2 separate regions of the Homo sapiens genome follow, and region 1 is linked to region 2. A link is a loop called in an ENCODE intact Hi-C map of the cell type or tissue named here. Cell type or tissue: PC-3. All regions are shown on one strand. Links, peaks and the distances in the headings refer to the core of each region. The heading gives the core; the rest is flanking DNA. Region 1 has its middle 100 kb from the start of MIR584. Region 2 overlaps SH3TC2 (SH3 domain and tetratricopeptide repeats 2).

Region 1 (5,384 bases), core at 221-5,220, 74 kb before region 2:
GGCCTGCAGCAGCTGGGTCTGCATCACTGCTCCCCAGAGACACTCCCACCAGGCTCCCGCAGCCTCATGCAAAGCCCCAGTTCCCGTGAGCACCTCCATCTCTCATCCAAACTGTCCTCTCTCAGCCCATGGGCTCTTCAGTCCCAGGCTCTGTTGCCATCACCCTAGGGAGCAGTCCTCAGGAATGAGCTGTGCATGACGGGACCCTGCCCTCCCTGCCACCACCCCCACCCCGCTGCTGCCACTCTGAACTCCTGCCATGTCTCTCCTTTTGAGGTCTGCCCACTGACTGTTCTCCTCCTTCATACCACATTTCCCCATCTCCTAGCCTGGCTCATCCTCCAGATCTTGGCTTAGACATCCCTTCTTCCAGAAGCCAGCACCACTCTCCCTGGAACTCCTCTTCTGAATCCCCCTGGAGCACTGATCACACTGCATATTGGTTTCCTATTTCCTTGTCCACCTCCCCAGCTAAACTTGAGCACCCCCAGGTCAAGGACTACGTCTATCCCATTTTCTCCTATGTCCCAAGCAGCTAACACGGTGCCTGGCACTTAGAAAGTGCCCAGAACTATTTCTTAAATAAATGAATGAATTAAAATAAATGACTCTAAGCTGAGCCACCTGCTTTTTACCACCAGGCATTGTGTTTCTCATCTCCATCTGCCCATCAACCTCTGCCTTCATTATGTCTAACAAGGGGTTCCCTACTGCTGTAAAATAAAGAAAGCAGTCTGCCTCAGCCCAGACAGTGACTGGTCAGTCCTACTCATGGCAACTGCTGGTGTCCCCTAACTTCCCAGGAGAAAGTGCAGTCAGAAGCAATAAGGAGTTGTCTACATTTCAGGCTTGTTAGACATTCTCTCCCCCCAAAACGTGTTTTCCTGGTGACTAGGAATGCATTTCAAAGTTAGATTTTTTTTTTTTTTTACCAATTTATACAGCATTCTGAGGCTTGGCTTCCTCTGAGTGAGGCTCCAAATCATTAGAGACCCCGTGGCTAAAAACCCCATAGGAGACATCTTGTGCAGGGTAACCCCAATATGAACAAGCTTATTCTTCAGCTTGCATGCAAATGAGATCCTGGTGGTTCTGTTCAATCAATGGCATCTAGGTATTGAAGACATACTATGTGCCAGTCTGCATCAAATGATTCTGATCTGTGGAGAAGAGTCAGCTTTATCCCTGCCTTTCACAGAAGTGGCCTTCTAGCAGGAATTGTAGAATTAAGCAACTTATTACAATTATTCAATGACATGCAATGAGATGCAAGCTGAGGAGGATCCCTGAGCACCCTGAAGCTCCCTAGAGTGATGGCAACAGAGCCTGGGACTGAAGTACCTATGGGCTGAGAGAGGACAGTTTGGATGAGAGGTGGAGGTGCTAGGTGCCAAGATAGCTCAGCCTGAGTGTCCTGGCCTGAGTCAAAGTGGCTGCCCTAAAGCTGTGACCTTTGGCCTGAGAGCTAAAGGATGTGTAGGTGTTCACCAGGCTAAGGAAGGGAGAGAGTGTGTGCAGATGCAATGTGTGTGTGCACAGGTATATGTGTGTGCATGTATGTGTGTGCATATGCATGTGAGCATGTGTATGCTACAAGTGTATTGTGTGTGACGCATGTGTCCATGCATGTGTGTGCATGTGTAAGAGCATCTGTATGCCACAAGTATGTTGTTTGTGCATGTGTATGTTACAAGTGCATGTGTGTGTGGGTTGCAGATGCATGTATGAAAACATAGATGCCACGAGTATATTGTCCATATGTGTATGTCCATGTGAGAGCATATGCAGGTGCATGTATGTGAGCATGTGTGTACAAGTATATTGTGTGTACATGTGTGTGCACGTGTGTATGAGTGTACATATGCCACAAGTACATGTGCGTGCAGGTTTCAGGAGCATGTATGTGTGTATGTGTTTGTGTGTCCCAAGTGCCTGCGTACCACTTATAGACACTCTTCAGCCTTTACATCTCCTTCCTATCACAAGGCAGTCATTGCGAAGTGGATTTCAAGCCTTCTCCATATGGTGCAGTGTTTCCAAGCCTCTTTTGGATCATGGATCATTTCAATTAACAACATAACAACAACAGCTATTCCATATTAACTGCATGGCAGTCATTGTGCCAGACATTTAATGTGTGTTCTCTCATTTTCTTCTCCAGCAAACCCAAGAGGCAGGCCTATGGTTATTGTTCCATTCTACAGAAGAAGAAACACAGGCTCAGGGAGAGGAAGGCTCTTTCCCATGGTGGCCCTGAGCACAGGTCTGTATGATCCAAAGTATATGCTCTAATCCACTAAACTCTTTCCTGCCACCAGAGCAAGTGACACACCAGATTGACCTTATAGCAGGTCCCCCTCCCACTGTTAACTACAACATTCTCCTAGCAGTGAATGAAAAGTATTCAATGAAGTTCTGTTCCAGCTCAACCACTGATTCACTGTGTGACACTGGAAAAGTCCCCCATTCTTTGTTGCCCTGGAGCTTGCTGAGCTCTATCACTCTACATGAAGCGCTTAACACCACCATCCACAGATGGCAGGCAGGTTAAATAATCTCATGAAATCCCTGTTTCCTCATCGCTAAAATGGAGCTAACAATGGTGCACTCCTGATAGTACTGTGGAGGGATTGACCAAGCTCATGTGTGAAGAATGCTCAGCCCTGTGACTGCCTCACAATGTATGCCCAATAAACTGCAGCTGTCGCTGATGCTGAGAACACAGGAGAGCCAGAGAGCTGAGAGCACCAGCTTGGGAATCAAGTGGACCTGGATTCAAATGATTAAAATGCTCACTTTGCCTTCTAATGGCCGCGTGACCTTGGCAAAAGTTATTTAGCTGTCAACTTTTCCTTGCTTGTAAAATAGGAATTAAAATAGCACCTACTTCATAGGTGTGTTTGAGGAATACATGAGATAATACACATAGCATTGCCCTATGAATGTTAGTTAACATCATTACTATTTGCACACATTGAGTAATATTATAAATAAGGATTATGTGGGGTCTAATTTTGTTCCAGTTCAAGGTTTTAGAAAAAAATAAATAGAGGTATCTGGTTTGGTCAGATTTACTAGACATTGTACTGTTTGTAAAAAATTTAAAAGAAAAAAAAAAACCGGACCTGTCTCATGGGTCAATAGAAAGTCAATTTCCTTTTGGCTGAGGCCAGCGATTCTGTGCAGTTTATTCTGGTGCTGGCTGGCGGTTTGGTTAGGTTCAAGGCCATGACCATGAGTAAGTGATTCACTCTTGCCAAAAACTGCAATCATGGTCATATTCTAAATATTTATACTAAAAGAAACCAAACCTGCTCCACCTTTAGGGGTCACAGGCACCACTCCCTCACATACTGGAGTTCATTCATTCATCCAACTCAGGCTTATTAACCATTCACCTCATGCCAGACACCAGGCACTGGTCATGCTGGTGGCTAATGGGACAGAAACCTGCTAGCAGCTTTGGCCAATTTTGGAGAAACAACCGAATCAGGGCCCTCAATGATGGTAGCTGCACCTGGGCTGTGCAGGCTCCTACAGAGAATGCAGGCCATCTGTTTGGTGCATATCACAATGTGGTCTGTTCCAGCTGGGAAAGGCACTTGGGGATCATCTCAGGCAACACACACCCTTTACAGCCACTGAGATCTCACAGCTGAGCTAAGATCCTGCTATTCTGACTCCTAGATCAGCACCTCTCCCTCCCTCCTAGATGCCCCAAGATTTCCTCCACTTCATACAGAGCAGGCGGTCTCCAGACATTTTAGCTCACAAACGACTTCAAACATAGTGGTAATGAGAATTGAAAAAGTAATACCACTCGTAACAGTATCTTTCACTTACTGGGTGATTTCTGGGTGTCAGATTCTTCGTTAAACATTTTATATGGTATGCCTCATCTAACATTCAAAGAACATTATTGGTTAGGTCATTATTATCCCATTGTACAGAAGAGGACACTGAGGTTCAGAGAGGAGAAGGGATTTTCCTATGTTAACACAGCTAGAAGTTGCAGAACTTAACTTCATCTGACTCCAAACCCAGTGCACACCGCCACCACACAATATCCCCTCAGTGGGATGCACAGCACAAGGGACCTGCCCTCCTGTATCCTCCTCCTGTGCTTACCTGGCCAGCAACAGTTTGATGTCTGCAGCTAGGAGGGAGGAAGAAAGAGCAGCAGGTGGGCAGAAAAGAGGCTTCAAATCTAGTCCTTGGCTTTAGCACCCACTAAAATCCAGGACTATAACGAGCTTAAGGATGATGAAGAAAGACAGCAGTGGAGAGCACACTGGTGAGGAGATGGATGGGTGGGTCTACAGACTGTTCCAGTGTCTGCTCCAGGTGAAGGGTGGCACCAGGTGCTGGAAGAATACCTGTGTCATGTGACCTGGGGCAAACCATTTCCTATCTACTAGAGAGGGAGCACAGGATAACAATTAAGCCTGTAGCCTCTGAAGCCAGACAACCTAGGATGAAACCCTAGCTCTGTCTCTTACCAGGTGTGTGACTTCATACAGTATTTAGCATACTGGGCGTTAGCTTCCTCTTCTGTAAAATGGGCATAATAATACCTGTCTCATAGTATCATTATGAAAACTAAATGAGTTAATACACAGAATGCCCTCAGGACAGTACCTAACACACAGTAAGAACTATATGCATTTTTGCTAAATGTTTAAAAATTATGTAAACTAGAGGTTATAGTACCCAACTGTTTGAATTAAGATGCTTTTGGCTGCAAAGTAACGGAATATCTGATCCTAAGTGGTTTTAACAGAAAGTTTTTATTAGTATTAGTTTCTCATTAGTATAATGAGAATCGTCCAAATGGAGATGGTTCCAGGCTCAGGGATGTCCCAGGAGCTCAGGATCTTCTTATCTCTCACCCTCCCTTTGACTGTCTTCCACAAGTCATTTCCCATCCTGGCCCAAGATGGCTGCCACAGCTCCAAATATCACATCCCATTACCACAAAGCCAAGTATCACATCCAAATGTCACAAAGCTACATCTAGAAACAGAAAGTAAGGAATAGGGAATCTCTCTTGCACTATTGCTGTCTTATGAAAGAGAAACTATTTCCTAGAAGCCTCTCTGAAGACTTCCTTTTTCTGTCATTAGCCAGAACAGGGTCATGTGACCACCTCCAGGCCCTGTAGAAGGCTAGCAAAGCAATATCCTGGCATTTCTGTCACAATATAGAGCTGGGCTCCACAGCAAAGAAGATGGGAGGAAGAAGAGTAGTTGAATAGGCAATCAGCAAGCCTTGCAAGATAGTCTTGAGAAGGAAATGTGGGGAAAAGTGCAGGAACACTGTGAAAGAGTTAACCACTTCCACTGTACCTATGTAAGACATTGTTCTCAGAAATAATCATATCAATA
Region 2 (5,384 bases), core at 160-5,159:
AAGCCCAGGAGTTAATAATAGCTAATACTTTGGGAGGAAGTGGTATGAAGAACCAGATACTGTTATTTTATTTAATCCACACATTTGCCATACAAGGCACGTACTACTCTTATCCTTTTTACAGACGAATAAACTGAGGCACAGCAAAATGAAGTTGGTGGTTAGGGAGTGGTAGAGCAGGACATAAGAACTTCTCTAATTAAAGCAGTGTTCAAGGAGGGGATGGGATGGGGGTACTGTAATCAGCCATTACCATTTGTCCCCATAACTCAGGTAAATGTAGTTTGAAAGCCCATGATGAGAACACTATTAATAGTACCACACTGACTGGGCCCCCATCTCCCTGGGCTGATCGCCAGATTCCCCCCAACACCACGGAAGCTTCTAATCTCAAAACAGCATGTAATTGAAATCTACAACTAAATTCAACTGGGATAAATTGATCCCAAAGTTTTATAGATCTCTTAAATTTTACAATGTATTCCTAAATTTACTATTTCATTTACTGTTTATAACAACTTTATGGTGCAGGTTTTTTTAATCCATGTTTGTAGATTAAGAAAAGGATTCAGAACTGTTCAGTGACATGCTAAGAATTGCATGGCTAGAAAGTGGTAAAGCTGAAACTAAAACTGAGGTCTTCTACCTCTGCGTGCATTGCCTCACAACATCTGCTAAAGTCCTGAGTTCCAGGACAACTTACGAGAATTTAGAATTTAGGGAAAGGCCAAGAAGCTTGACAAATTGCATTAGATATTTCCAAACATGAAAACTGGGTTAGAAGAACATGGCAAAGCTTCTGGCAATATGGCAGGTTAAAGGGCTCTAAAAGGGCCACTCTCCCCCATATCTATAGAAAAATCTGTAACAAAGATGAATATTTTAGTACATTATTTAAAGAAAGAAAGGGAAATCACTGGAAGCCAGTAACAAAAGCAAAAACCAAACCCAGATTGGCAGGTGAAAGCAGATGGCCCAGAGCTCCTGGTGGTTTCAGCTGGGACTCTGGCCTTCAGAACTGGGGTTGACCTTCTAATGCCCACCCCAAGGACAGGAGATGTGATTTAGACCTGCCTGAAGCAGGGAGCCCATTAAACTCCCTGGAGTCTGAAAGAGTTCAACTTCTGTAAAGAGCAAAGAGCAGATTGAAAAATTTCTTCCTACCTGCCGAGAACACACTTTTCATCTATTTGAGTCCCTGGAAAACATCAAACACCTAGGCTTATGCCACTGGGACGTGTGGGATCTGAATTTACACTACCTGGTGTTGGTACCACGATCCAAGAATTAATAGTAAAAAATCAGTCCTGGATCATTACTCCCTAAGGTTCCAGGAGAAGCAAATGCAAAACCTAGTCAGCAAGGTTTTCTTCAGTCCAGGATCCATATAAAACCCATCTTTTAAAATGTTGAAAATTAGTTCATGTAACAAAAAATACAAACCATGCAATAAAATGAACTATTCACAACGAGAGCCAGCAGATACACAAATAACTATATTAACACTACAAAAAACTAGAAATGACAATAATCTGAAGAAGAATTTATATGAATGATTAAAAAGGTGAAATAATAAGAAAAAATAGAAGCTACAATGAAAAGATGGAGCACTGTGAGAAGAAACAGCCATATATGAAAAATAGCAAAATATAAATCGTAGAAAATGGAAAATAAAGGCACAGAAATTAAGAACTACATGGGTGGGTTAAACAGCAAGTTTAGTCATAGCAGAGGTGAGAATTAGTGAAACTGAAGATTATGTCAAGAAAATCAATCAGAATTTAGCCTGGTGTGACAAAAAGATAAAAAATATAAAAGAACTGATTAAGCAAGAATGAGGATAGAGTAAGTCCAACGTACCTCTAATAGGAATTCCAGAAGAGAGACTAAAAAGAACGAGAGAGAGGCAATATTCAAAGGAAGAAGGACTGAAAATTTTCCAGAATTGAAGAAAGACATGAATCTTCATATTGAAGAAACACACCAAGTCCTGAGCAAAATAAATAAATATAATATCATTTTTAACATGATGTCCATTTCTTTATGCTTACAGGTCTTTTTAAGTTCTCTATTTCTCCTACGCCTCCTTTCTTGGTTTAATTACTATTGACAGTTCAACTTTATAGAATGAATGAATTGAATATGAAAGATAAGATCATAAATTAATGAAATAAAAACAAAGAAAGTAGACAAAAATAATCAAAGCAAATGCTGTCATTAATGAAGTATCATTATAAAAACAAAAATCAATAAAGATGGTCAACAAAAGAAAAAATGATTCTCTGAAAAGACAAGCAAAATGGACAAGGCCCTGGCAACATGGATTTGCAATTTTATAGTTAAAGTTATTTTTTCCTGCAAACTTTGAAGATGTTATGCTATACCTAGCTAAATTATAATTCAAGAGTATATGTTAAGTGTTATATATATTTAAGACAGGCCAAGACTCAGGACTGAGAGTATTTATAACCCACAGATCTTCACTGAAAATAGCTACTAAAATAGATACTCTATGAAGAAGAAGTGGACAACTTGCTGTCAATATGTAATAAAATATATTACACGTAGACACATCATGCAAATAAATGGCTATGAGACCAATGGCAAAATTATTAGTGTCAAAAATAGATTCCACAAGAAATTGAATTATAAAGACACAGGCAATATGAAGAATAAAAGAAGGAATGTAACAAAAGAATGTTTTCTAACTGTAATACTATAAAATACTAGCTTTTTTCCTATGTTCTTTTTTCTGGTTTTGAGTACATTAATTTATCAATCTGACTTATTTTTTTAATTTAGGCACTTAAGTATACACACATACTTTAGGGAGTAATACACAAGCACAAAAAGAAAACCTACACGGAGAAGATGGAGACTTCAGCAAAGGCTGAATTTCTTCTCAGACCCTGACACCCAGCAAACATAGACAAGAGTGACACCCAGTGGCCAGTCGGACGGCAGCGTGCAGAGACTTCAGCGGCTTGCTTGCGTGGAGTTGGGTCATTCCTCTGAGCTCAAAACCCATCCCTCTGTTGCTGTGATTCAAGGAGCTCTGATATCTGGAGAGTGCTTTGGGGGATATGCAAGGAGCCAGTTCCCCTCTTCTCCTTGTGCCACCCCTCCCTGTTTTCTGACTCATTTTCCCCTTCGGTACCAATTGTGCAATCTCTGGTGCATTGGGTCCCACAACTGACCAGGCACAGGAGAATGTCATAGTCCACCTCACACAGCACAGAGGACGCTGCTCTTCAGTGTGAGAGGACCCCTTACAACTAAGCCAGTGAAAATATGATGACTGAATTAATTCAGTAGTGCTGACTTACTGTCATTTGAGGTAAATTAGCGTGAGGTGCAGAAGTCCAAATATAAGTTATGAAAATGACATCTGTCCCCAATATCCTATTAAAACTGCCTCTCAAGATCACCACCCACAACAACGGCAATGACACAAACAACAATAAGAACAAGTGCCTGTGGATCATACACACACACACACTGTGCCAGGCACCATTCTAAGGGCTTTGTGTGTATTATTAGCTCATTTAAAGTCACGGCAATCCTATTAGGCAAGTGCTAACATTCTACACATTTTACAGATGAGAAAACTGAGGCATGGAGAGATAAATGAATATGTCCAAAGACAAGGAGCTGGTAAGCCAGTGGAGGCACAAGCTGCACTCACATGGTCATGAATGCCTTTTGGGGACCCTGACTCCACAACTCTGTAAGCCATGTAGCTACTGTGCTTCCAGAAGACCTACCAATGGCCAGTCCCAAAGGCCTTTCTTTCCTCACTTGGCCCTGCTGTACCTCTCTGATGACAGCACAGGTGTCAGCCCCGCCTCCCCCGCAGCTTGTTTCTTCCTCTCTGTGGCTCCTCTGTTTCCTCTCTGCGTTCTCTCTTCCTCTGCTCTGTAAATGGAGGCATCCTCCAGGGTTCTTCCCCCATTCCTATTTTCCATCCTCTTTTTTCTTTCTCCCTTTCACTGGGACTTCTCACCAGAATGTATTGGATTTCATGTCAGGATTTAAAATCACCAGGACATTTAATGAGAGCTCACTGGATTTAATGTCAGGATTCTAAAGTTCCAGAGGGAAGGCCTTGGGTTCAGCTCCTTCATCCCTGGGGTCCTCTGTTCCCCCTGTGGTAACATGAAGGGGTGGTTCAGAGCAATGTTCTCACCTTGGTTGCCCACCAGCCCCACCTGGGGAGCTTTTATCAATATAATTGCCCAGCCTCCATCCAGACCAGTTACACAACAGCCTCTGGAGGCAGAACACAGGTGTCCATATTTGTAAAGCTCCTGGAATCTTTGACTTCCTGTCCATTGGTCCTCAGCAGTGGCCTTCCTCTCCATTCTCACCCTTTTCTAAGTGCCACCGTGGGCTTCTCGCTGGTCTCCTGCCTCCAGATTCCCCCTGATGATGCATGCCTCCCCCAAAGCCAGGTTTCATTTCCTAGAGAAAAGGTCCAGTCATATAATATGTCACCCTTGCTCAGAGACATGCAGTAGCTCCCCATTCTCTGCCAGGTTAAGGAAAGGGCCCTCACACAGGCATTCCCAGGTTTCCAGAGCATGGACCCACCTTTGCTGCACCAGTGACCTTCTGGTAACTTCCTCCAAACTACATGAGTCGTTCTTCAAGCACTGACTCACTTTCCTACCTATGACCTCTTTTCCCATCAACATCTGTTGAAATATTTTACATTGTGCAAAGCTTAATTCACATGTCCCCTTCTTCATGAAGTTCTCTTGATATCCTTTTCTTCCTTACAAGTCCCGATAGTTCTCCATACCTCTCCAGGAGCTCAGTGAGTGGTCTTCCTTGTTTATAGTTATTTGGACTCCCACATTTCTACATAGAAAAAAAATAACCTTCTGTCTCCTCCTCTCCCCACGAAGGGCAGGGCTTACAGGGAGCTTCTGCCCCTTGGTCTGCTCTCTTCATTGGCTATTTCCCACAAGAGAAAGAATTTAAGTCTCTGTTCAGATCGTTAGACATTTCTGGGGCCACATTTTCCCAGTGTAGGGCGCTATGTTGTGTCAGTGTTAGGAGCCAACTCTCCCTTTCCTCGTGTACTTCCTGCGCCCAGGCTTTCTACTGTTTCCTATCCCCACATAGGAAGCCCACTCCAAAAAGATGGAGCAATACCCGATATCTCTGTCCTTCCATGACAGGGTGGGTGGAGCAGGCTGATCACCTTCTCCTGATTGGCCAGGCAGATGGGTCTGCTCCTCAGAACCAGCCTTTCTGGATTCAAGGCAGAAAAGAGTAAGAGAAACACTCTGCCCTCCTAGCCAATGCTGAAGTCACACATTGGCATTCAGCTTGAAAGCTGAATGAGTGAAGATCTACATGGGACCCACCTCCCAGCCCTA

What was found. Peaks named below come from ENCODE experiments on the same cell type or tissue, not always from the same donor. Only the 100,000 strongest peaks of a DNase experiment are listed, where the experiment ranks them.
Region 1: a loop joins it to region 2, with 4 times the contacts of the local background. A loop is called at or near these places in 14 of 110 quality-filtered maps.

The regions. Positions count from the first base shown.
Region 1 is chr5:148,958,756-148,964,139 of GRCh38, forward strand. No RefSeq gene overlaps it. Among named protein-coding and RNA genes, the nearest start is that of MIR584, 100 kb to the right of the region's middle. In PC-3, for the core only: no CTCF peak of the experiment used is centred there; DNase peaks (open chromatin) are centred at 2,726 and 3,276; H3K27ac peaks cover 3,243 bases.
Region 2 is chr5:149,032,531-149,037,914 of GRCh38, forward strand. The region is part of intron 8 of SH3TC2 (SH3 domain and tetratricopeptide repeats 2); the gene reads right to left. Among named protein-coding and RNA genes, the nearest start is that of MIR584, 27 kb to the right of the region's middle. In PC-3, for the core only: CTCF peaks have their summits at 2,941 (motif pointing left) and 3,154; DNase peaks (open chromatin) are centred at 2,951 and 4,651; H3K27ac peaks cover 1,107 bases.